5 separate regions of the Mus musculus genome follow, and regions 2, 3, 4 and 5 are each linked to region 1. Evidence: chromatin loops called from intact Hi-C (ENCODE). Cell type or tissue: heart. All regions are shown on one strand. Region 1 holds the start of Tmtc1 (transmembrane and tetratricopeptide repeat containing 1). Region 2 overlaps Tmtc1 (transmembrane and tetratricopeptide repeat containing 1). Region 3 has its middle 51 kb from the start of Gm36613. Region 4 overlaps Tmtc1 (transmembrane and tetratricopeptide repeat containing 1). Region 5 overlaps Tmtc1 (transmembrane and tetratricopeptide repeat containing 1).

Region 1 (5,000 bases):
TAAAATATTGACTTGCCACTGATTAATTTCCAGTGTTGTGCTAATACTGTTGAGTAATCCCATTCCCGTGATGTTTATGAATGATCCTGTCTGAGCCTCAAATGTACTGGTGGAATCGTTTGTTTTAGAATGCCCTGGGTGGACACAGATATCTTAGAAGGCAGTACTCCTGCAATTACCAAGCTCTTAACCATAATTGGAGACTAAGCAGTGAGATATTAAATCTAATTTCCTTTTGGGCCCTTTATTAGCTGAGATGGTTGTTCTGTGCCTTGAGAGAGGAGCAAGCAGTTTGATGGCACCTGCTGTCTGACGGTGGCACTCTACGGCACAGAGCAGGATTAGGTCAGGAAATGATGTCCCCGGAGAATCTTCCTATGGGTGCTCCTGGTTCACAGTTCATGCTCTGAACATAGATGTGTCGGGCTCTGAAGATGTGATAAATTGAAACACATTTAATACTTCCAGACAGTGGAGCTTCAAGGTTAGCAACCTGAACACCACAGCATCACCACATCATTGACTGTGTGCTTTCCCAAAGTGCAGTTTCTGTGCAGTGGATGGCTCTTACACCACTGCCAAACTGGAAAGCTCTGGGCTGAACCTTGTAAGTGAGAGACCATCTAGATTCTGAATGAACTCCAAATCCATCATTTGAAGCAGACATAGTGAAAATGTCACTGATCGCTGGAGACAGCCTGCACTGAGATGCCACATACTGAACATACATGCTAAGCTTCCTGAATGCCTCTCCCTCTCTCTAGAGTCTCATCTCGGGTTCCCTTCATTAGGATCATTGTCACTGACAACTCTGACTCTGCTTCACCTAAAATCCCAAACTGCTGTGATGAGGGGAGGTGTGCCTCTTGTGAAAGAATGCTGTGAAGAAGTGTGCTTCTTGAAGTCACTCTCCTGGGTTTAGGGTATTGTCCCTAGTTAGCTCTTGTTCACCACACACACACACACACACACACACACACACACACACACACACACACAGTACTTGAGTAGCTTTGTGTCTCTACCCTTCATTAGCACAATGTGCACCAGGTAAAACCTACATCCATTTTTTTTATTACTCTGGAGGGAGCAAAGGACACAAGTGTGTGTGGTGTGTGTGTGTGTGTGTGTGTCTGTGTCTGTGTGTCTCGGTTCAGCAGTCACTGAGGGTCAGATGTTCTAAGAAAGCTGTCATTGGGACACAAGATTTCAGCTTTGCTCCTCTCTCACCAATTTTGATTCACCAAGAAAAACCAACAATAAACAAAACATCAAAAGAGGCAAGAATGGATCCTGTCTTGGACTATGTCCCTGTTAATTTGGGAACTGCTGCATTAAGTGCTCTGGTGTTTAAATTTAAGGAGCCATCGGGAGGCTCAAAGAACAAATTCTCCTTTCCATTTCAAGTTTCTTTTCTTTCTTGTCAAAAGTTTGATGTTGTTTGGCTTTTGTTTGTTTTAATGACGACTTTATTTTGAGGTTTGGGGTCTGGATGTATGAAGTCTCAGTTAATTTCAGTAATAAAGCCATGTCCATTCACAAGTGGCCTGAAAGAACCAACGGGGCTTTTCAGTATTAGGGGAAGTCAGTGTTTTTCTGGAATACCTCATTTATTTGTTGTGATTGGCATTCAAAAGTAGAACAGTTTCGAGAAAGACAGGAAGTTTCTGAGCCAGAGGCAATGCCAAGGCAGTCCATAGTTTTAATTTGTATTTAAGGGTCAAGGCAGTCTCCCAGGAGACAATAATTATTCCCAAGAGATCCAACCAGTAAAATAGCAGGTAAAGTAGCTGGGCCTGGGCAGCTGAGGTAGGGGGTACTCTAGGATTCGAGATCAGCCTGGCTTCTGTAGCCAATGCCCAGGACTGCCTGAATGTCAGCCTAAGGCAGGGTCTCAAAACCAAAACCAAAAGAAAGCCAGAAGTAATGTGTTCAGCGCCTCCTTCATTGCTTAAGAGTTTAAGGGAAAAACAAAAGGAAGAGCTTCCCATACGGAAATAAAAATCAAAACCGGGCTTATTATAAGCAGCAGCAGAAACAGCAAGGAGGCAGTTCACAGCCGGGGATGCACCCCTGGGCTTTGGGGAAAGGACTGCTGCGCGCGTTGCGTTCCCAGGACTGGGGCATAGCACCTTGGAAGACTTTAAGCCCTGCGGGTGCTGGAGCTTGTCCCCCATCTGTCCAGCTGGTTTCGAATCGCTCACGCCTCCAGGGAGAGAGGGTGTCCGGGTCCAGACTGAGTACCTGACAAGCCTGCCGATTTGCGGCCGGGAGGCGGCGGGGACCTGCCCCTCCGCAGCTGAGACCGGCTGGGGACTGGTCTGGGAAAGCAGTTGGGCGTACCCGGTGGGACCCTGGGTGGCCTTCCCGCGTGTCCCCTCAAGCCCTGCGGCGACCCGCTAAACCTGCGCGCTCTGGCTGTCCCGGACTCAGCGCCAGCTGGTAGAGGCCAGGTGTTGGGGACCTCAGGTCCCAGGATCCAGGAGGCGGAGGCGCGCAAGCGGGCATGCGCAGAGTGGGCGGAGGCGGCGGCGATGGCCCGGGGAGGCGGGGGGATCGCTGTTTATTTGCAGCTGGGCCACCGCGGCGGCAGAGCACCGGGCGCCCGGGCGGGGACAGTGGGCGTGCGATGCCTGAGCCAAGCAGGCCGCTGCGCGCCCGGGTCCCGGCCGGGGAGGATGCGCGCTGCGCGGGAGCGGCCGTGCGGGCGGTGCGATGCTGGTGACCCGCGGGGACCGCGGCGGCGGGGAGCGCGCGCCCTCGCGGCGCCCGCGCTGCGGGCTGGTTCCAGCGGGGGCCGCGGCGCTGCTAGCTGGGGCCAGCTGCCTTTGCTACGGCCGCTCGCTGCGGGGCGAGTTTGTACACGACGATGTGTGGGCGATCGTGAACAACCCCGACGTGCGGCCCGGGACACCGCTGCGCTGGGCCATCTTCGCTAACGACTTCTGGGGCAAGGGCCTGGCGGACAGCACCAGCCACAAGTCCTATCGGCCACTGTGCGTGCTGTCCTTCAGGTGAGCCTGTGCGTCCTGGGGTCTAGACGCCTCTCCTTGGAGAAGGGATGGTACGGCGGGGACACTTCTGACAGGTCCCTCGGTACCTCCTCTAGGTTGTTCTCCCCTTTCTCTCAGTTCTACCCCTGGTCTTTTAGTCATCAGCCAGATCCTCCTGGATTTATCTTGTGTTCTGGCTGTTCAGTCTGGTCCTCTAGGTTCTACGCTTTGCATCTCTGCCCTGTTCCGTTCTCCAATCTCTGCCCCAGGTCCTCTGGGCTCTATGCTTGGCGCTCCTGATTCTATCTTAAGTGTTCTCCAGGGTCTGTCCCAGGCCCTCACAACTCTAGTATTCTGTCAGCGCAGCCCCAGATTTTCTCTGAACGAGGTTCTCTCCGCTCTGCCCCGAGATCTCGTTGCTCTGGCTGGGTTCTCTCGGGTCGGACTCTGATCCTATTGCTCCAGGCTTAGTCCTGAATCCACCTGGCTCTACCTCTGGTCATTACCCGGGACAGCTTAAGGTTCTCAAGGCTTTGCTCAGGTTCTGAAGCACTACATCGTTTTCTTCTGGCTCTGTTTTGGGTACTCTCCGCGCTACTCGGGGAGATCTCTGCTCTGCCCTATATCTTCCCAGCTAAACCTAGGTTCTCCCGCGCTTCCTGGCTGCGGAGTTGGGACCGAGTTCTGCCTGCTATGTCCCCCGGGGCTTCAAGGATGGCAGACTTCTCGCTGGAGCTTTTCCTACCCGCGATTAGCGGGTTCCAGAGGGTGGCGATGCTCCAAGTTGTCAGCTTCTCCAGGGAGGTTGTACTGCTGGGCAGATGAGGAATAAAGGGACCGGACCAGGTGGCCTACGATGCTCCTGAAGCTGCTATGCTGTGGGTGTTCCAGGTAGGAGCTAGGGAGAGGTGTCAGGCACCCTACTCTGAGCACCGGGCTTTGCGTACTGGGATGCTAATAGCCTCCCTAACCCGGGCATTTCCAGCCCCAGCCTCTGCATCCCGGGTGCTGCACCCAGCCTCCGGGACCCACACTGAGAACGTGCAAGGGCGCAGAGAGCCCCTTCCCCAGCCCCGGAACCATGACTCAGCATTTCTGGTGTGAAGTAGTGGAACCGGACTGAGAGTACGCATTTGTAGGGTGGTGTATCTGCTTGAATCCTGAGGGAAAGGACGGGTTGGAACCAAACCGATGAGCTCCATCCAGTGTAACTTTGCTCCGCGTTTGAGCTGGTGTGCGTTCAGAACACAGCAGCTCACAGGGTATTAGCTCCGTATTAACTCGTTTTCAAATCTTTGCCATAGGAACCATAGTTTATGGCACTGATCTCTGGGGACAGCTGGCAAAATAACAGTTAGCGTGAGCCTTCAGGCCCAGAGCTTTGGAGAGAAAAGGAAAACCTGCAGCTGTCTTTCACGTAATTCTTTCGAATAAACTAATGTTTTAAAGACGGCGAGAAAATAACACATCTGACTCCCAAGGAGATGTTTTATAAACATTTATCTTTGGAAAGTTGTGTTAGTTTTCATCCCAAAGATAGCCTTAGCTGAAGAGTTTCTCAGCCCTTTTAATTTCCCAAGTGCTTTTTTTCTTTTTTTTAAATCATAAAACTAGGAACGCTTCTTTTTACACTGGATGGACGATAGGCGTTTTCATGGACTGGGTGAGGCTGTTGATTAATTTGAAGGTGTATAAGCTCACTGCACTCCATATGCGGACTTTTTACAGCCCTGGAGCCTACCCTGGTCCCTGGCCTGAGAACAGTTTCCATTTAAAGCGTCAGGGCTGAATGCCTGCTGCTGGAGGACGGGCATAGTAAGTGTAAGGTGCTGGCTGTCCAAGTGTTTTTAATAGTTCCTAATAGGAACTCTGCCAAGCCAGAGGAGGAGGGGCTATCCACCTCCACCTTTTATCACTAGCTTGACTTCATCGCCCCTGCCCCCACCCTGCGGAGGGGTTGGGGATAGTGATGGGGATGGGGATGGGGAATGAACAGGGCTGGCAGAA
Region 2 (5,000 bases), 190 kb after region 1:
TAATTCCAGCACTAGAGAGGTATTTCTGAGGCTCACTGGCCAGCCAGCTTAGATCTGTGAGTCTCAGCTTCCAGACAGAGGAACCTCTGGTCTCAAAAACAAGGTGGACAGAACTTGAGAAAAACAAAGCAAAACAAATCAAATCTAAACAAAACACTGGAAGCTTATGACTGAGCTGTTAGGGGCACTGGAGAATGTGAGTACTCCTTTATACACACAGCAGAAGGGTAGAAAAATCTGATGCCAGGAGAGTCTGGGGTGGCAACGGCCTGCCTGTTGCCTTGCTTTCCCCCGATCTCCACGAGCATTCACAGGTAGACGCTGAGCTTCTCAGACAGGGTTGTAAATGGTCCTGAGCCCACAGGAACTTGTAGCCATCTACCCCTTACCACAGAGAACATAATTTTGCATCACAATAGTAATAAGGAAATGAAATTAATACTGTTTATGATGCAGACTGAAGAACCACCTGCCTCCATCTTAGGCTTAAAAGCCTTTGTATGGTAAAGACAAATTAGGTTCATTCCTAATTAATGATTAAACCTCTGTTTCTCAAGGATTGGGCTATAACCAACCTTAACTACAAATGGTTCTGAACTACCTATTCCAGGAACTGCAGGCAATCCATCTATGTTTCAAAAAGTTGTTTATAATTATCCTGCAACTCTACCTTTGTTTCAAAAGGTTATCTGACCACCTATGACTGCCTATTGTTATGTCCACCTTGCAAGCATGTCTTTGTTTCAGGAGGTCACTAGGACTAATGTCTGTTTTTGCACTCTGCTCCCGTAACCCTGCCAAATCCCTACTTGGAAGCCCCCTACCCCTGAACTATAAAAACCTTGTCTTTCTCACAGCCAATGCTGACCTCTTGAACCCCACCTTAGGGGGAGGCAGCCCATGTACACAAATAAAAAGCTTGCTAGAGTGAATTGCTTGATTCAGTTAATTTTGCCATGATGATTCCTGTCAATGGTCTTTCTCCTCCTGTCTTTGGGATTAACATGGCCACTGAAAATTATTGCTAACATCAGGTTTATAACCTACTGAAAAACTCAATTAATATAAAAACAGCTATAAAATATTTTCCTTTCATATATTTTGGGATGTGTTTTTATTTAATACCAGAGTGAAAGATCTAACATGTGAGTTAGTAAGAGGGATGGAGTCTGTCATGAATTGGTTCAGTCACAGTCCACGCTCACAGCTAAGTCAACTTGGAATGAACCCTAATATAAGAACGTATTGATTTAGTTATTTAGCTCCTGGTAACTGAGCATACAAATCCTATTAAGCACCAGAGATTCCTCAAGTAGCAAGTCCTGTGTCTTGTCTTCTTGGAACCTAGTCGTGGAAAGGGAATGTTGGAGCAGGGAGTCTGAATGCCCTGCAGCAGTGTGAAGAGCACTCTGCATCAAGGGGGATGTCTGGGGATGTGAGCCAATGTGGTTAAGGTTGTGCCAGCTCCTGTAAGCTAATGCATGAAGACTGAGGGGAAAATGTTTCCGGCCAGGAGTAGACCATATGTCTCACACCTGCAAAAGTAGAGGATGGGGTAAATGGGATAGGGAAAGCTGGAATCGGACACTTGAGGTATTTACACTTGCAGGTCTCCTCTCTCCTGGTCCCCTGTGTCACTCCTGTAGAGGCATGCTCTGTGTATATTCCTTTGTGTGTGTGTGTATTATTTAATTTACCCTTGAGAATTTTATACATGTATACAATGTAATATGATCATATTCATTCTTCATTTTCTCCTCCCTACCATCCCACCGTTTCCCCTAACACATCCCTTCTTCATGCCTTCTTCTTTTTTCCTTAAACAACCCACTGAGTTCAGTCAGTGTAGGGGCAGGGGGTGGGCCCCCATCCACCAAAGCAGCAGTCTCCCTAGAGGAAAGATTTTCCTTCCCCCAGAGCTATCAGCTGCCGACTGTTGCTCAGTTAGGGGTGGACTATCAACTGACGCTTAGGGACATATCTCATGATTTTTACCACAGTTTTCTGGAGCTGTTTTGCCAACTCATAAATGGCACCTCCATTTGAACTCCTTTTTAAAAAAATCAGATTTTGAAATTATTTTGCATATTAGTGGGTCATAAGACTTTCTCATTGTCCTTACTTCTGCTTAATCTATTCTCAGCCCTTTCCCAACCTTTCCCCCTTCCCCTGACCTTTCCCCTGACCGTACTCCCTCTCCCATCTTGGTTAACACTTTACTCCCCATACCCATGGTCCTTCTGCTGTTCCTTCCCAATCACCGTGTCCTCTTCATTGTTTCTCTGTCTGGCTTTCCTCTTTGAAGCAGCCATTTCTCTTTTACTCCATTACCACACACAGACATACACACACACACACACACACACACACACACACAGAGAGAGAGCTCACACTCTGCTGAGAGACAAAGGCATGCAGCACTAGAAAATGCCAAATGTTTCCTCAGGGAGGAAGAACGCCAAGCTAGTTGATTCATTTCAGTTGGATGTGAAAGAAAATGAGACATCAAATATTGATAGAATATTTCTCATAAATGTCTTGTGATCTCTTGAAGTTGATCGTTTACTGTTTGGTAAAGAAAATAACAGTGGTGAAAGTGAAGAGACAGGAAGCAGGCCTGCTGGGCAGCTTCAGCTTTGGAGCTGCTCTGTCTTGAGTAGTCTGCAGGAGGTTATAAAGCCACGGGATGTCAGACTGGTCAGCTTCCCAGAGTGTCAATCCATGAGTCCTCTGCTCCCCAAGACTGCCACAGACACACATCTAGAGCTTCCCAGTGTCCCACTAGTGAACGGTTACTTTACGGCTGCCTTGTTTTATTGCTTAGAGCAAACACACTTCTGGGTGGGGTATAGACCTGTGGCTGTGTCAGAGACTGTTTCCTGTTGTTAGGATGCTCCACTGTACGCTGCCTGTACAGTCAATACACCTTGCCTTGGACAGTGCTCTGAGCGTCTTCCACAGTAGTGCTGACTAAATGACAGCCCCTTTCTGCTTTTCATCTTGTCAGGTCTAATTTTCTTCATACTTCAACTAACAATGAAAGAAACCACTTAAATACCACTGTCGGGAAAGCTGGTATGAATATGAATAATGGTCAAACATTAAAGAGATCTATAAAGATTTAAATTAATAGGGCCAGGATCTCCCTCAGTAGCACACGTGAGGCTGTGATTTCTGTTCCCACAACCAAAATAATAAAATGTAATAAATATCTCAGCTAATGCCACTGTCCTTTTGCATTGGAAGGTTTTTTAAATATATAAGTGCACTTTTTATGTAGACTTTCTTATTTTAAATAAGCTATACCAATGAGGAGGAAGTATCTTCCTTCCCCAGCAACCATTAACTGACATTAGCTCCTCAAGAAGAGAGGAGACCTTGTAAGTTCCTTTCCACCCATGATAGGGGCTTGTAGGTAAAGATGCAAATTTCGTTTTGTTTTGTTTTTTAAAACGTATGTGTATTTGTGCATTGGTGTGCATATATGTGTGTATGAATATGTGGGGGGAGACATGTATGTGTGTATGCATCTACGTGTACATTCGTATGTACATATGCATGTGTGGGCATGTGCGTGCCTGTGTGTGTGTATCTGTGTGTACATGGGCATGTGCGTGTGAGTGCCACAGTGTAGGTTCAGGACAGAGTAAATTCCAGGACAGGCAAGGCTACACAGAGAACGCTGTCTCAAAAAACAAACAAACAAAAGCTTTCTTTCAGACTTATTGTTAAGATCTAAAGTACCTATTTTGAGATTTTTCATCCATCTTCTCTGAATGTGACAGCTGTTGATCTTGGCAGTTAGAGAAGGTATCTGAGAAATGTCCATTTTGCTGGCCTATGGATCTGATTCAATAAGTAAATCTTGTCACCCAGAAACTTCCCCCTCCTCAGTGGTGCTAAAATAACTGGACTTAGTCACCACTGGTGGTTCCATATGAGATGAAGAGCCCCAGGGGTCCCACCAGGTTCCAGATCTCTCAGCCAGGCTTGCTGAGCAGCATGAAGGATAGCCACCACACACACCTTCACTGACTGGCCGAGGTGTCCATTTTCAAATGTCTGACTTGTGATAAACTTTTAGCATACGGAAAATTGCAAAGAGCTTTGTACTGGATTGCCTTCTTTTACCTGACATTAATGCAGTACTAGAAAATAAAACTGTTAACTATAGTTTCTGGATAGTTCTCAGAACTTTTGGTTATTTACATAATTTTAAGCTATGTGTTTTCAAAAGAACAGTTAATATAATAGTTTTAGATAACTATAGGAAAAATATCTGTAAATCATTGGGTTCTGAATTACAATTTATTAAATTGTAAATGATTAAAATATGTTAAGGTACACAGACCAGGAGGGCAGTTTTCTAACTGGTCCTAGCTGGTTCTAAATGATCTTTTGAAGGTGTGGTGCTTGGTGTGGGGTATGCCATATGGGTTGGAGGTATGCCTCAAGGAGACAGATAAGTGCTTTGTGGAGGCCAACTCAGAAAACATGGATTTATCTTTTTATATATTGCATTCTTTTAATGTTGGACATGCAGTTTTTAAAATACTTTATGTGCTTAAGTGTTTTGCCTGCATTTATGTCTGTGTGAAGGTGTTGGGTCCCCTGGAACTAGATTTACAGACACTTGTGAGCTGCCATGTGGGTTCTGGCAATTGAAACAGGGTCCTCTGAAAAAGCAGCTAATGCTCTTAACCACTGAGCCATCTCTCCAGGCCCCAGAAAGCACAGATTTAATAAGGCAAGGAGCACAGAGTTCAGTGAGCTGTGGGAATACTTCAAGAAGAGAAGGGGTAAGACAGAGTCCTCCCTTCATTTAACCAGGCGTCTCTCCTCATCTTTCTTAAAACCTGTCCCCAATCCCAGCACTCATGTGGTTAAGGCAGGAGGCTTGTAGTGAGTTAAGAGACCAGCCTGGGCTATGGAATGAGGTTAGGTCAACTTGGGCTCTGTCACTCACACACACACACACACACACACACACACACACACAC
Region 3 (5,000 bases), 110 kb before region 1:
TAAGATGATTAAGTATGGTCTGGAGGTAAGTCCTTTTGCACTGTTGTAATAAAATGCCATGTTTACAGTGGCTGAAAAACAATATGGATTTGCTTCTGACAGTTGGGAAGCCTGTGATCCAGGGCCGGCATGGTTGGGTAATGCTGGGAGCTTTCTTCAGCTTTCAGAATGTCAACTCCTTATATCTTCACGTGGTGAAAGAGAGCAGGGGTGGTCTCTTAGGACTCGTTATTAAGGTCACCAAATCCATCCTGAGCTTTCCTCCTTCAGGACCTAATCAGATCCCAAAGGGCTCTAACTTATGATACCAGCAGGATGGGGGCCGTGGTTTCAGCATGTAGAATTCAGAGGGATTCAGTCATAACAGGTGTAATCATCTTAGCTCCAGCAGCCTCCTAGCCTAGCATCTAAAGCAACCCCAGTGACTCATCCCTTTCACACCCAGCCTTACTTTTGGTGCTAAGTCATCCCAGAAGAGAACCTAAATACTACACATCTCTGCAGTGTGATGGCGTTTTTTATCTGCTTTGCTGCTATGCGGGTAGCTTGGAGACAGAGACACTGAAAGGGAAGAAAGAAGGCAGCATCTCCTTTAATACATTCTTTGCTTAGGCCTGATGCAGTGGCCATACTGTATAGATCTCAGGCATTCCTGGTGAGCAATTGATGTAAGAAATAAAACATGTGAGTGTTCAGAAGCAGCAGGCACTCACCCAAGGGCTCTCTCTGCTAAGCCCAGGACTCTTATCAAAGGTTTGCATTTGTCTAATTTGTCTTTCCCTCAGTAAGAATTTGCAAACAGCCAGGAATAGGTAAAAATCAACATGGAGGAATTAAGTGAAAATTAATTTGTCCTTCATGATTAATACCTTTCAAAAGACAACATATCCTCCTTAGCTGGTGCTGACTAGAAAATCACAGAGTGGCTTGCATGGATAATATTTATTTTGTGTGTGGCTCTGCCACTTAGATTGGGTACTAAGGGGCAGCTCTTCTCTGTTTCACATGTGGTTAGCCTGGACACAGAGAGGCTGGGATTGGCAGCTTTCAGGCTCTTTCATATATAGGGCATTTGATGCTGGCTACTAGCTGAGTGTTTTGTGGAGCTGTGATCCGAGTTATCACACAGATAAAGTCTGTGTTTCTCATCCCCAGATAACTAAGTCCAGGGTAAGTATGCTGAGAAAAGGTTCGGGAGATGTATCTCCTTTAAGACATAACACAAGAAACTGTGCTCAGTGAATTCTGTTCATTCCATTCATTTGGGCACACAGCCTCACACATACTTCAGAAGGAACATTGGAGACCAGAAATATTGCTGCGGCCATTTTTAGAAACTACAGTCTGCTCTGTTGGAACGAGAAGTCATTTCAGTTGACTCATTATTCTCTACGTTCCCTTTCATCCTAGGGAGCAAACTGCTTCAGGTGGGTTTTGTGGTGGGTAAGAGAATCCTTTATGTGCTGGGGTAATTATGGCACACAATCTCCTCCCTAATCCAGCCTGCTCTTCCTCACCAACCTCTGATTATCCTAAGGGAAGAACTCTTACACATGTGAAAACTAGACCCATGTGGATTTGAGAGTTTTATTACAACAGCTTTAGAAATAGCCCCACAGACTATTGAATAGAATTAAATTTAGACCTGTTCACTGTGCACCACTGCAAGACGTACAGGAAATTCAAGAATTGAATTGAGATCACATAGGCTTCCCACAGTGACCAAGTTCACAAACCCAAACACCTACACATTCAGAGATGTAAATAAAGAGGCTGCCTAGAATACATTGATATATATATATACACATATACATATATATGTATATGTATATATATACATACACACATATACATACATATATACATATATGTGTGTATATACATATATGCATATATATATATAAACTCAATTGTACTTGATTAAGCAGCATTGTTTTAGCAAATCTCCCTCTGTCTCTCTGTCTCTGTCTCTGTCTCTGTCTCTGTCTCTGTCTGTCTGTCTGTCTGTCTCTGTCTCTGTCTCTGTCTCTGTCTCTGTCTCTGTCTCTGTCTCTCTCTCTCTCTCTCTCTCTCTCTCTGTGATGGATGTGCCCACATGTGTTCACTCCCTTGAGGCCACAGGAAAGTATAGAGTGTTCTGTTTATCACTCCAGCCTCATTTACTTGAGACAGAGTCTGACTGAACCTGAAGCTAGGAAGTGGGCAGCAAACGCCAGGCAGCTTTTGTCCCCACAGAGTTGGGGTTACAGATGTTCACAGCCACACCTGACTTTTCGTTTGGATGTTGGGAATTTAAACACAGGTCCTCGTGATTTTGAAGCAAGCAGTCTTTCCTGCTGAGCCTCTCCAAGCCCCTTCTCTTTGAAAAAAAAATTAAGTGGGGAAAACCTCACATGAATTCGGCCTTTATAAAAATAGTAAGGGGATTTAAAATTATAAGCAGTATTGAGAAGTTAGGGATTATAAAAATTACACTAAGCTTTTGGATATTTGCAGTATTCCCAAGTGTTCCTTTCTTGTCATCTGACCCAGCTGCAATCTTTCCAGGAATATGTTTCTCTTCACATGACTGGAAATTTCCCAACTGAAGAGAGAGGGTCTCAGTTCCACCACCAGCCAGCCACATAGCCATAAGCAATACACACAGCTTCTTTGTATGTCATTATTAGAACAGTCATTTAACTAGCTCATCTCCAACATTATTTGTTGTACAGATGACATATAAGAATGACATTTAGAAGCTGGGTGTGGTGGTGCACGCCTTTAATCCCAGCACTCTGGAGGCAGAGGCAGGCAGATTTTTGAGTTCGAGGCCAGCCTGGTCTACAAAGTGAGTTCCAGGGCTATACAGAGAAACCCTGTTTCGAAAAAAAAAAAAAAAAAAGAATGACATTTAGTAAAAGGAAGTGTTTGTTTATATACTGAAACAGAAAACAGTGAGGAGAAAAAAGTTTTTCTTTTGATATTGAATTACAAACAATCAAAGCCGTGAGAAACAGCATATATATATATATATATATATATATATATATATATATATATATGCACGTACACACATACATACATATACACACATATACATACATATACACACATACATATGCACACATATTCACACACATACACATATATACTTGTTTCTCAGTAGTTGTTAGTCAAGCTCTCTGGAGACATTTCAGTATGGAGTTTGTAGGAATGGATTTAGGGAGTGGTTGGCTCTTCCTTTCACCTATATGTTCTCTGCAATGTGACTGGGTTTTAGGGAGCCTTGCAACACTGAGAGTTGCCACCACAGCACTGATAGGTGAGAAGAGGCAGAGAGCTTTGCCCTATGCCCACTTTAATGTCACCTTTGGGAGAGTTGATAATTGTATTAGGCTGAATATAGACTTTTAAAATATATTTATAGCCACTGTGAACACTTTTTAATTGCATTTATATTTATGCACTGCTTACTGTATTTTGACAGAGTCTCGTTCTGTACTCTAGGCTAGCCTGGAACTCACAGCAATCCTCCTGCCCCTGAGATTATAGGTATGTGACACCATAACCTGACTCAGACCACCTCCACAGAAGTAGACTTCTAGTATTAGAATATCTGGCTTTAAAAACAAGTGTCACTAAGGGAATTATAGTTAACAGAGTCAGTGCTTAACCAGAGTGTCTAGTAAGCCTAGCATCCTCTAAGATGTTACTATGTCCATCCTTCTAGCCACCAAACATTCTTTGGCTTTGAGCCAAAGATATTAACACAGCTTTACTCAGTCAGTGTGAGGGCTTTTGTAGGTCAAGTGCTTAGTATCCATGACCTTCAAAACTCCCTACCCTAATGACACTTCTCAGTATGACGTATAGCCAGAGGTTCTGGGTTCAAATTCCAGCTTAGCCATTAGCTATGATGACGTCAAGCATCACTGTGTTAAAGTGCTTTGAAGGTTAAGTGAGGCAATCGTATGAAAGCACTATGTGTCAGAGAGTAGACATTTGGTTAACACTTGTAATTAATCACGTTAATTCTGAAACAGTTACTTTTACTGTCAGCTCCATTCTGTGGATAACACAGAAAGGCTGCCTTTCAACAGTCAAGTAACTTGCTCTTGTACTCATCTTTTAGCAGACTTGGAAAGGTTATTGTACTGGATATAAAATGTCTCAACTTCTAAATTACATTATAATTTGATTAACACATATAGTTAATATCATAAACCTAGGGAAAATGGTGGTCCTTTCAAGATTCTGTCAAGTGACAAACCTTGACCACTCTGACAAGGTGTGAGATTTCTACCCTCTCTCTCTGTGACAAAGAAAAGCCCAGTTTTCTCACTTAGAGCCATGCAGATCTTTCTAGAACCAAGAAAAAGAGCAAAACAAAGTAGCAGAGATAGTGAATCCTTTGTAAACAGTCGGGAGTCTGAGGCTTGGGCTATTCCTCTCCGAACTGTCCATCTCTTACTTGTATGCTAAGATTACACATTTATTCTTGGTTTTTATCCTTTATAAACCCTGTGTTAGAGTGGGTCAAAGGTCAAGGATGTTAATGAAGCAGTAGTCCGTGAGAGTTCTTGAAGGAAATCTCTCAATGTGATCAGATATACATCAGAAGCCAGATGAGCCACTTCAGGAAAACACAGGAGAGACGCTGGGAGATCTGAGCAACAAAGAGATGCCACTGCAGCACACAAAGGTCAGGATGGGTCAAAAGCAACATGGAACATGGAGGAGAAACCAAGTACTGCCCCAAAGAAGAAGGGAAGGTTAAGCAGCTCTCGGCTTAGAAAGAGCCACTTTGCTGCTCAGCCCCCGACTGAGAACACACACATGAGATTCGGAAAATTGTGATTCTCACTTCTGAGTAAAATCTTCAAATTTTGGCAATCAATTTAAAGAGTATTTTAAAAAAAGCCAAATGAGAATTTCTATGAAAACTGCACTTCAGTATTATTTTTTTGTAACATAATATAAAATCATGGTTATTACTATGGATTTATACTACTTTCGTT
Region 4 (5,000 bases), 60 kb after region 1:
GTTTGTTGAAATGTATTGAGGTCATATTGTACAGATTCAGGAGCTGAAATAAATAGTTCAAAGCCAAGCTTTAGGTATAGTTGCTCCTAAAATGGAGATTAAAAGTAATATGAACCTGACTTAACTGTTAAGAGGTTGTGTGTGTGATACACTGAGAATAGCTACATTGTAACAAGTACAGTTTTTTTTTTAATTCTAGCTATGATTATTGAAGGTGAACAGCCACTGATGTGTTTTCTTATAAGACAAATACATAATAAAAATCAGTTCATGTGTCAGTGGTGAACACTATTTAGTGTTGGGATGAATCTGGTTTCAATTATGGCTATCCAGATTTTTCATTTAAATGCTTACAACAAGAAATATTTTTATATAAGTAAATAGATGAGAGAATTAAAAAAAAAAACCTTTGAATTCCTTTTGGGCTATGTGCCAAGAAAGTCACTTACTGATCTTCTTCTTTGAGATCATTTAATGATCTGTCAGAGAGCAGTACCATTTAAGCTTGGTTTGCTTTTATTCAAAGAATTCAGCTGGAAACTACTGCACTTGAGTGATTCCTCTCTCTGTCTCTTGTCTCCTTGTCTCAGTTTCTTTCTTATTTTATATATATGTGTACACGTGTGCACATACATGCTTACACACACACACACACACACACACACACACTACACACTACGGTATACCTGTGAGATTAGAGGACATGTTTTGAGAATGGTTTTCTTTTCTACCTTGTGGGTCCTGAAGATGAAACACTCTTTCCCCTTATATCCTGAGGGAGGCAATAAAAACAAAATTATTAAGTCCTGTGATCATTATTATAAATTGTCAACTTAACAGAAATTAGAATCGCCTTGGAAATGGGCCTGTGGGCATGACTGCTGGAGATTATTTCTGATAGGTTTATTGAGGCAGGACAACCCAACCACTGTCGGTGACACCATTGCCTAGAAGGGGATCCTGGTTTATATAAAATGGAGAAAGTGAACTGAGCACTAGGCATGTGTCTGTTTCTGACTATGGATATCATGTGACTGGTGGCTTCAAGCTCCTATGCTGTGCCTTCCCCACCATGATAAACTGTCACCTGGAGCTTTGAGCTAAACCCCAAACAAAACCCTTTTCTTTTAAGCTGCTTTTGTTACACTATTTTATCACAGCAGCAGTAAAAGAAACTAAGTCAGTACTCAGGACTTGGGTCCTCTGCTTTAGGTATAAGCTGAACTAGTCACATCATTAAACAACACATTGCTTTTGTTAGAAACACTATCAGAAGAGTGTTTCCATTTTGTGTCAGTAGGACACAATACTACAGACAAGGTAATTTATAAAGCACATCAGCGTATTCTCTCAGAGATCTGGAGGCTGGGAAATTCAAAAAGGAAGAACTTATCAGGTTAGGTTCCTGTCTCTCTGCTTCCACACGACACCCTACACTCAGCCCTCCAGAGGGAAGTAATGGTTTGTTGTGTATCCAGAGAGCCACACAGAGAGAGATGGTCTCATGGTGGCATCAGAGTACCACGGAGGGGCCATTCTATGCTTCACATACCTCTCATTCATCCCCACATCTCAATTCGACAGCACGAGGGACTACATCTGAGGCGTGTGACTTTTGGGCAAGACAAGCTGTACCAACTGTGGCTTTTCAAATGTGGATATCCATAATCTCCACTTTCTCTAAATGAGCAATGAAGCTGGCAGTCGTAGGGAAACAGCTTACAGTATTATGTATAGTGCTAAGATTTAGATTTTCCAGCAAGAAAAATGGACTTTTGGAAAGTGGCCAGTTGTATGTATATGCTGGAAAAGTAGGACACTGAGTAAATGAGAGAAAGAAAGAGAGAGACAGAGAGAGACAGAGAGAGACAGAGAGAGGAAAAAGGAGGGAGAGGAGGAGGAAGAGGAGGAGGGAGAACAGGAAGGGGAGAGAAAGAAGGGGAGAGGAAGGGTCACAGGGGAGTCTGGCCAGTTTGGAGTGGTCCTGCTCTGAGGACTGGGCAGTGAGGCAACGTTCCTTTTTGAGGACGCAAGCTTTCTCATAAGGCCATAGTCACCACATAACGTCCATATTTGCCAGTGGCCCTAGTGTCCTAGTCAGACAGTGGAAGTCCTTGGTTTTGGCATGAGAACACAGAAGGTGGTGCCCTCAGCACTTGGTGCCCTTATGCCCAGTTTGAACTTAATAGAGAGCCTTTTGCTTTAATAACCCATTAATCCCTTTAGAGTCTTGTAACACTCCTGAATATACCCTCCCCGCCCCCCCCCCCTTTAACCTTTGAAAAACTAGTAACTTTTCTAAGTATTTCCCTAAAAATAACCCCCATAAGGCTCAGGTAAGTGACACAAAAGATGCTGGAGGTCACAGAAGTCGGTGATACACATTGGTCTCTCTGCACCTTCTGGTTTATGTCTCATGGCTCCTGAGAGAGCCCTGGAATAGGAACGTTGTTTGGTGACTGCAGAGAGAGACCAGCCACAGACTGATGGGTGTAGACTGTTTGGCTGGCAGTGGGAGTTCCAGGAGCCAGGGGCTTACAGGGATGGCTGTTTTTGCAGGCCTGGAGGTTTCCTGTAGACCTTGGCAATGTGGTGCAGGCTGGGTTTAAAGTGGTTCAGTTGGAAGCCAGCTGGCTTTGTGTCAGCTGCTGGTGACACAATGGGAATTGGGTGGAGATCGGGAAGCACACTCATGAACAGGACAGGCTCTGAATTCCTTATGCTAGAGATGGAGAGAGACCTGTCTAGTAGCAAGGTTAGTAAGGTAGATAACCCAGAACAGTGTCCTTTTAGCATTTAACATGAGGGTGTTGTGTACAGTCCTTCAATGTGATTTTCTTCTCTGTAATAAGGAGACTGGAGTTCTGCACACAGATAAGAAAAGTGTTTAGTTAGTGTTGGTTCACAGTTTGAGGGTACAGTGTTTCGTAGCAGGGAAGTTGCTGTGGCTGGAGCAGTTGCACATCTGGGGAAGTGTCTTCCAGCTGAGTGGTCATAGTACCGTGTACACCCAATTCCTTCAGTAAAGGATGGGTGGAGACAGAAAAGCTCTGGGAAGCAGAGGTTTACCGGGATTCCCCGTCCATTTTTGTTCTCTTTCTTTTGAAAAACCATTTGAAATTTTTTGTTGACAACTTTCCATCTGGGCAGGGTCTTGTTGTACATTCCTGTCATCCTAGCTTCTGTGAGGGGAGAGTGAAGGAGGAAGAACATATGTTCCAGGCCAGCCTGGACAACTTAGAGGACCCTTGCCTTAAGGTAAAGTGATAGTAAACAGCCCCAAGTGTTCCTCAGTGGCAGAGCATTTGCAAGGCACTTGCAAGGCATTTATGCTCAGTCCTTAAGGCTGCCAAAAAAAAAAAATCTAGATGCATTTGTACATTAAAATTGTTGTTATTTTTGGTACAGAGACTTGAACCCAAATCCTTATTTACCTTCTCAGCAGGCAGAGTCTCTACCAGTGAGCTATATCCCTAGGTCATGAATATGTTTGCTTCTAGAAATTATAATTTATTCCTCTAATGGAGATGTATTTTTATACTCTTTCTTGTGTCTTATGTGAGGACCTTTTCTTCCTTGATTTTTTTTCTTTCTACCACACTGCCTACATTGTTTTTTCCACTTCTGAGGGTTCCAGATATTTCAGGAAAGTTTTTTTTATATGGATTATCTTGACCTGGGGGTGGAGGCTCAGTCCTGCAATACCTCAGAGGCTGGGGCAAGAGTTTGAGACCAGTGTTGGCTACGGAGTGAGATCTACTCTCTAGTTTTCCCTCCCCCTGAAATAATAGAGATAAAAGATAAAACTCATGTTATTTTACTAAAATATATACAACCTTGAAATGTTTCTATGAGTGTTTTAGTAGTCCCATTTTACAGAACAAAAAAATGAGGCTGAGAGAATGAATGTCCAGTAAATCAAGAGTTGGTGGCATCTGGATGTGAGTTCCAGTGGTCTGACCACAACACTCATCTCACAACTGCTCTGTCCCTTTCTCCAGTATTTAAACATCTCCACTACACTGAACTCTTGCTTTCTCCATGTTTGCATTTTGTGTGTGTGTTGTAGTTAGGGTAAAATTTTTACTTTATGATGTTTATGACAAAGAAAAAAAACCAGCATTGATTTTTTTTTCTTCCTCCCTTGGCTGGAGAGACATCTCAGCAGTTAAAAATACTTGCTGCCCTTGCAGAGGACCCCAATTTGATTCCCAGCACTCAGATGGTGGTTCACTCCCATCTATAACTCCAGTTCTAGGGTGTCTGATGCTCTCTCTTGGAGTTCAGAGGCACTGGACATGCATGCACTGCACATATATAGATGCAGGCAAAGTATTATACACATAAAATAAAAAGAAATTAGCTAACATTTTTCCTTGTTTCTAGTTTTGACCCTTTGATTCTTTCTCAGTGATTTCTTTTTCTCTAGTAGGTCATGTTTGAAGGGCATGGTGTGGGCAGAAGCAACACTGTCTTATTTATGGCAAGAGTAAGCTAACAGAATCACTTCATGTCTTAGGACATGAGCTGAGGCAAATGCCTGGACGTGGCATTGTTGACAGCCTTTGTTTAGGATGCTGATTTTAGTCACAAAGTTCCACAGTCTGGCCTCTTGGTTGCTGCAAAGGAACAGGTACCTTGTGCCTCATGTTGGGTCTGTCGGAGAGCCTAGGGGAACACCATGCATGCTTCTATCTGTGCTTCTCACGTGGACACTCTTGTCCTTAGTAATGTGTTAGAATGGCAGGTCGAATCTCAACAGCACACTAGGCCAAAGCAGTTCCACATGGAAGAGGTTTGATTGGAAGGGAGAGAGAAAGTAGTAGCAGAGAGAGAGAGAGAGAGAGAGAGAGAGAGAGAGAGAGAGAGAGAGAGAGAGAGAGAGAAGAGGGGAAAGAGAGAGTGAGGAAGGGGTGTTCGCCTTATTTATATGGAAAAGGACGTTACACAAGTAAAGGTTAGGGTTGGGGGGAGGTGACCCAAGTGAATGCTGGGAGCAT
Region 5 (5,000 bases), 200 kb after region 1:
GGACAAAGCTTTTGAGGTAAAACACACAAAACTGTCATTCAGTTTACAGGTTTAAGTGGATACTGCAGTCAACAAGGAAGCTCACACAGCCTCAGTCCCTGATGGTCACAGAAGGAGCTTCTGATAGTCATCACTCTTGCATCTCATTTAAGCCCCTGATGTTTGATGACTCTTTTACACAGTACCTTTGCATTTTCTTTTGAGTTGTCCTGGATAGAAAGCATTCAAAGCATTCCATATTCTAGGATTCTAAAGAGCCAGTCTTCTCTGTTTTCTCTGGAAGAACCTATGATCACAGCTAGACTAGAGCCCAAGTAGCTTTTTATGTGTATGTGACACACCCCAGCACCTCTGGATTTCCTCTTCTACCTCAAGAAGCCCCTTCAGACCATCCATTCTTGCAGTGACTTTTCTTCTGAAGCTTAATAAATACCACATCAGGTACTTATCAGGGATGGCAAGATGGTTCAGTGGGTAAAGGCACTTGCCTCCAAGCCTGACCACCTGGGAACCACAATGGTGGAAGAAGAGTATTGACTCCTGCAAGTTGGCCTCCCTTCCACATGCTTAGAGTGGCATGCATGTACCCCCAACACACACACACACACACACACACACACACACACACACACACACACACAAACACACACACATACACACACACACACACACAGGGGGGGTGGCTGTTGTTTAAAAACATTACTATGTCTGCAGGATGTAGTGAGATATCTGGAGACAGAGGCAATAGGGTTACAAGTTCAAGGCTAATCAAAAACAAACAAACAAAAACAAAACAAATTTAAACACTTCAGCATTAAGGTGCAGATTTGCCCCAGAGCAGAAAATTATAACAGTGTGCCACCACATTTCAGCTCTGAACAGCTTTGAAAAGACAGAAGAAAAAGATAGATATCCGCATCCCCACAAAGTAGTGTGAGCATGCTGCCTTAGGAGCCTAGCCGCAAGCAGGAGGCTGCAGGGTGCTGGTCCGCCCCACCATGGAGCCACTCAGGAGAACACCTCAGGGTCTTTGATTTTTGAGTGCTGGGGATCAAGCCTGGGGCCTCTGCTCTGTACTGAACTACACTCCTTGGATTCTGTAATCCCATCAGAAATGTTCCTCATCAGCTCATTTATAGTGAGGAAGGCCACACACACAGTTTTCCTGGAGAACCAGAGAAACAAGCTGTTTCAGAAATCCCAAGTCCACCAAGGGCAAGCCAGACAGATGTGTGTTGTCACAGTAGTCCCTGGGTCCCCTCGTGCAGGAACCCCACTTCCAAACCATGAGCTCTGAAAAAATAACAGACTGGATTTGCCACCTGCCAGTGGCTGTCACCTCTCAGGCTCTCCATGCGCACAGGGGTCTGCGCAGCTCTGCAGCACTGAGGACGCGTCTCCAGCCCTAACGTGAAGCTTTCCTTCCTTGCTCAGAGCTATGAAGCTGCTGTGACCCTGGATCCTGACCAGGCACAGGCATGGATGAACATGGGTGGCATCCGGCACATCCAGGTAGGTGTTGCACTCACTGTTCTCATCCACCCTAGTTCATTTTCTCTTTGAAAGGATTAGAATACTTCAAACAGGCATTTTGAAAATAAAATTCACAAGAGCTGTATTAAACAGCGGACATCATGGACCCCTTCTTTTTTTTTTTTTTTTTTTTTTTCTCTTTCTTTCTTTCTTTTATTTATTTATTTTTTATTATTTTTTTTAAATTGGGTATTTATTTCAATTACATTTCCAATGCTATCCCAAAAGTCCCCCACATGCTCCCCCACCCACTCCCCTACCCACCCACTCCCACTTCTTGGCCCTGGTGTTCCCCTGTACTGAGGCATATATAAGTTTGCACGACCAATGGGCCTATCTTTCCACTGATGGCCGACTAGGCCATCTTCTGATTCATATGCAGCTAGAGACATGAGCTCCAGGGGGGGTATTGGTTAGCTCATATTGTTTTTCCCATGGACCCCTTCTAAATGTTTCTAAATCGTGAGGAGAATCACATGTGCTGGGAAAAAGAGCCATCAGACAGCGGTTGAAGTCTGTGTGTACTGACCCTATGAAGCCTGCTGACTCGACTCCCCAGCAATACCAGACTGTTAATTTAAATACTGCTGTACTATTTCCTGTTTTCATTTTCATTTTTATTTTTATTATGTGTATGTGAATATGGGTTTGTATATTTGAGTGCAATGCCATCAGAGGCCAGAAGAGGGCGTTCATGGGTCCCCTAGAGCTGCAATTACAGGCACTTGTGAGATGCCCAACATGGGTGCTAAGAGCTGAATGTGGGTCTTCTGTAAGAGCAGTATGCACTCTTCACTACCAAGCCATTTCTACTGCCCCTTTATTTTGTGTGTGAAAACATTTTTTATTCCCTAACTGTTTAGTAGAAAGCACATTTGTCTGCTATGGTCCACACTCCCTGAAGCTAACTTTGGGTGAGTCTTACTGCCAAGAATGATTGAAAGTGACCCTGAGTGGGATTGTTGTTTATAGCCAATAAAGTCAAAGATGTGTCATGATTCATTCATGTCTGTACTCACTCATCTTACCGGCATCTCCACCGAGCATCCATCCTGCGTGCCAGGTGTACATCGAGACACTGGGCATGTAACAGTGATCAGACAAGCCAGAAATTGCTGTCCACTGGAGTTTGTGTTCTAGTTTGGGGTGACAGGCAATAAATACACACATGCATATATGTGTGTGTGTGTGTGTGTGTGTGCCTAGAATACATCAGATGGTAAGAAGCATCTGACAAAAATAGGAAGAGAAGAGAGGATGTTGGCAGGGCTCAGAAGAAGGCTCCTCTAGACTGCAGAGCGCGGAAGGGATTGAGTCATGTGGACAGATAAAGAGCACACGCAGAGGCCTGAGGCTGAGGTGCTTGGTGTGCTTGGGAAATAGTAAGCAGGAGCATGGCTGGTCAGAGAAGAGAAGGTAGACGCGGAGGCCCAAAAGAGTGAGGCCTACCAGAGCTTCCCAGGAACTTGGGCTTCATGCCAGGTAAGCTGGGTCTCTTTGCACAGAGATGCCAAGGTCTGACTTGTTGAACTAACTTCTCTACAGGCTTCTCTCAGACTCTGCAGGGGTGCAGACAGTGTGGTGATGCCCTTTTGTTTCCCTCTCTCCCCATTCCCTTCCCCACTCTCTCCACATGGTCATGGCTAGCTTCTACTTCTCTCTGCCTTTCTCTGCCTCCACTACCCTCTTAACTCCCGTCTGATGCCCTGAATAAACTCTATTCTATACTATACCGTTGTGTGGCTGGTCCCTCAGGAGGAAGGGATGCCTTGACATGACTGAGGCACCCCCTTCCCCATACCTCACCACACCCCTATAGAACATACTCTTATACTTCTTTATCTTTTTATGAACACATCATTTGATGCTGTGGAGGATGTTCAGGAGGCCTGCCAGTGTTTTCCTTCCACAGGCACTGAGCACTCTAAGGCAGCAAAGGGACAGGGACTCCTGGCTGTGCGGATAAGACAACAGACCTCAGTGTGGGGATCGATCGTAAGCACACTGCTGCTCAGTCACAGACCTATGCTCTGCTCTGCAGTACTGTGAGATGTTCAACAACACCCAGCTGTGAAACTTTCTTTAGAATAGTGCAATTGTTTAAATATGTAAGTTATATATTTAGTAGTTGTTTTTAAAAAGGATGTACAATTTTCTCAGATGGAATATACCAAAAATCAAAGTTCTGTTGTTAATTTATCTATTGAGTGTGTTATTTTCTAGTGTAATTGGCCTCTATTTAAACTAATCAGCCTTTGTCACTGCAGACGTCATGGATTAACCTGGGCAGTAGGAAACTCTCACACTCATAGCTTAACAATTCTGTGAGTGAAATTGAACAATGTGTAGTGGGCACATAGCTTGGCAGTGTCACTCTGAGGCCACCATAGTCCAGGATATTATCACTAGGCATGCAGGAACAAGCCTGGTCTTGCTGTGTCTTTTGCAAGGAGTGTTCATCAGTGCTGCTCACCTTGGCCCTGGCCTCTGCCCTGTGACTGGAGAGAGTGAACCTCTAGGAGTTATGGAGGTGAAGAAATAAGGCCTTACATGGAGGTGGTACAGATGGGGGGACGACCATGAGAGTTGCAACTGCCCTAGGAAGGAAGGACACTCATCAGTCTAAGTCAGTGCTTGTGACCCGAAGTGCCTCAGATGTGGACGGTCAAGGCTAAATGGAACATTCTCTCCAGCTTTCATGCCGATGCTGCTGGTAGTTGTATAGCATATTTTTAGTGTGTCTATAGTTTGACAGGTAGGCCACTCCATGAGGTCAGTTACAGAATCTTCCATTTATGGTATTTTGTCTGCTCAGAAAGTGCCAGACTTTGAACATTTTGTACTTTTTGGGTTAGGGATATTTGCTCTCTAGTATGTTCCATGAACTTTTACATAAAATGAAGTAGGTGGGCTTAAACTACAACCTCTAAGAGGATTCCATCATACAAACCATATTTCAAAATACTGTTTTACCATGGCCTCGTGATGACCATCTGTGCTTTGTAGAATGTTACTGTACAGTAGAAGACTATGTGACACTGAGCTTGCTCTGTGTCTTATTGTCCAAGGGGTAGCAGCTGACAACAGCAACTGGGCGCAGGAAATGTGTCTAGTATGCCTGATGGGTCTTAGTCTTGGTTAATTAAAAGTCAGTTCTAGAAATCAAATCATTCCGATTCCTACACACCATAGAATTGGAGTCATTGGCTTAGGGGATATAATTGAAAAAGGAAACAAACAGGGTTTACAGTTTAATCAAGAAAAGAACAATTTGAGGGAGAGAAGGCGAATTAGATTTTGTCCGAAAGAGCAAAGAAACCCAGCAATCTGAGACAATACCAAGGTTAAGGGTGAGACCCAAATTCAGGGTAGGCTCTACGAACTTGTGGCCCACTACATGGGGTATTTTGAGAGCTCTTGGATTCAAAAGCATTCAAGGTACCCACATATACACTAAGCTTAACAGA

The links. Hi-C counts contacts between places; a loop is a spot of excess contacts. Peaks named below come from ENCODE experiments on the same cell type or tissue, not always from the same donor. Only the 100,000 strongest peaks of a DNase experiment are listed, where the experiment ranks them.
Region 2: it touches region 1 in a loop (2.4-fold over the local background); 8 of 42 quality-filtered maps call a loop at or near these places.
Region 3: it touches region 1 in a loop (2.2-fold over the local background); 8 of 42 quality-filtered maps call a loop at or near these places.
Region 4: a loop joins it to region 1, with 3 times the contacts of the local background. A loop is called at or near these places in 2 of 42 quality-filtered maps.
Region 5: a loop joins it to region 1, with 2.4 times the contacts of the local background. A loop is called at or near these places in 8 of 42 quality-filtered maps.

What each region holds. Positions count from the first base shown.
Region 1 is chr6:148,441,915-148,446,914 of GRCm38, reverse strand. Tmtc1 (transmembrane and tetratricopeptide repeat containing 1) reads left to right here and starts at 2,563. Exons shown (of 20, transcript NM_198967.5): 1 at 2,563-3,014. The coding sequence starts at 2,716. In heart, a CTCF peak has its summit at 2,284; DNase peaks (open chromatin) are centred at 1,904, 2,514, 3,924 and 4,834; H3K4me3 peaks cover 3,240 bases; H3K27ac peaks cover 2,129 bases; H3K27me3 peaks cover 2,831 bases.
Region 2 is chr6:148,250,002-148,255,001 of GRCm38, reverse strand. All of the region lies in intron 13 of Tmtc1 (transmembrane and tetratricopeptide repeat containing 1), which reads left to right. All of the region lies in intron 1 of Gm52483 (a long non-coding RNA gene), which reads right to left. Among named protein-coding and RNA genes, the nearest start is that of Gm52483, 6.7 kb to the right of the region's middle. In heart, no CTCF peak of the experiment used is centred here; no DNase peak of the experiment used is centred here.
Region 3 is chr6:148,550,102-148,555,101 of GRCm38, reverse strand. No RefSeq gene overlaps it. Among named protein-coding and RNA genes, the nearest start is that of Gm36613, 51 kb to the left of the region's middle. In heart, no CTCF peak of the experiment used is centred here; no DNase peak of the experiment used is centred here.
Region 4 is chr6:148,382,277-148,387,276 of GRCm38, reverse strand. The region is part of intron 5 of Tmtc1 (transmembrane and tetratricopeptide repeat containing 1); the gene reads left to right. Among named protein-coding and RNA genes, the nearest start is that of Tmtc1, 60 kb to the left of the region's middle. In heart, no CTCF peak of the experiment used is centred here; DNase peaks (open chromatin) are centred at 2,646 and 2,956.
Region 5 is chr6:148,239,700-148,244,699 of GRCm38, reverse strand. Tmtc1 (transmembrane and tetratricopeptide repeat containing 1) reads left to right here. Exons shown (of 20, transcript NM_198967.5): 18 at 1-16; 19 at 1,435-1,512. Among named protein-coding and RNA genes, the nearest start is that of Gm52483, 3.6 kb to the left of the region's middle. In heart, a CTCF peak has its summit at 2,215 (motif pointing right); no DNase peak of the experiment used is centred here.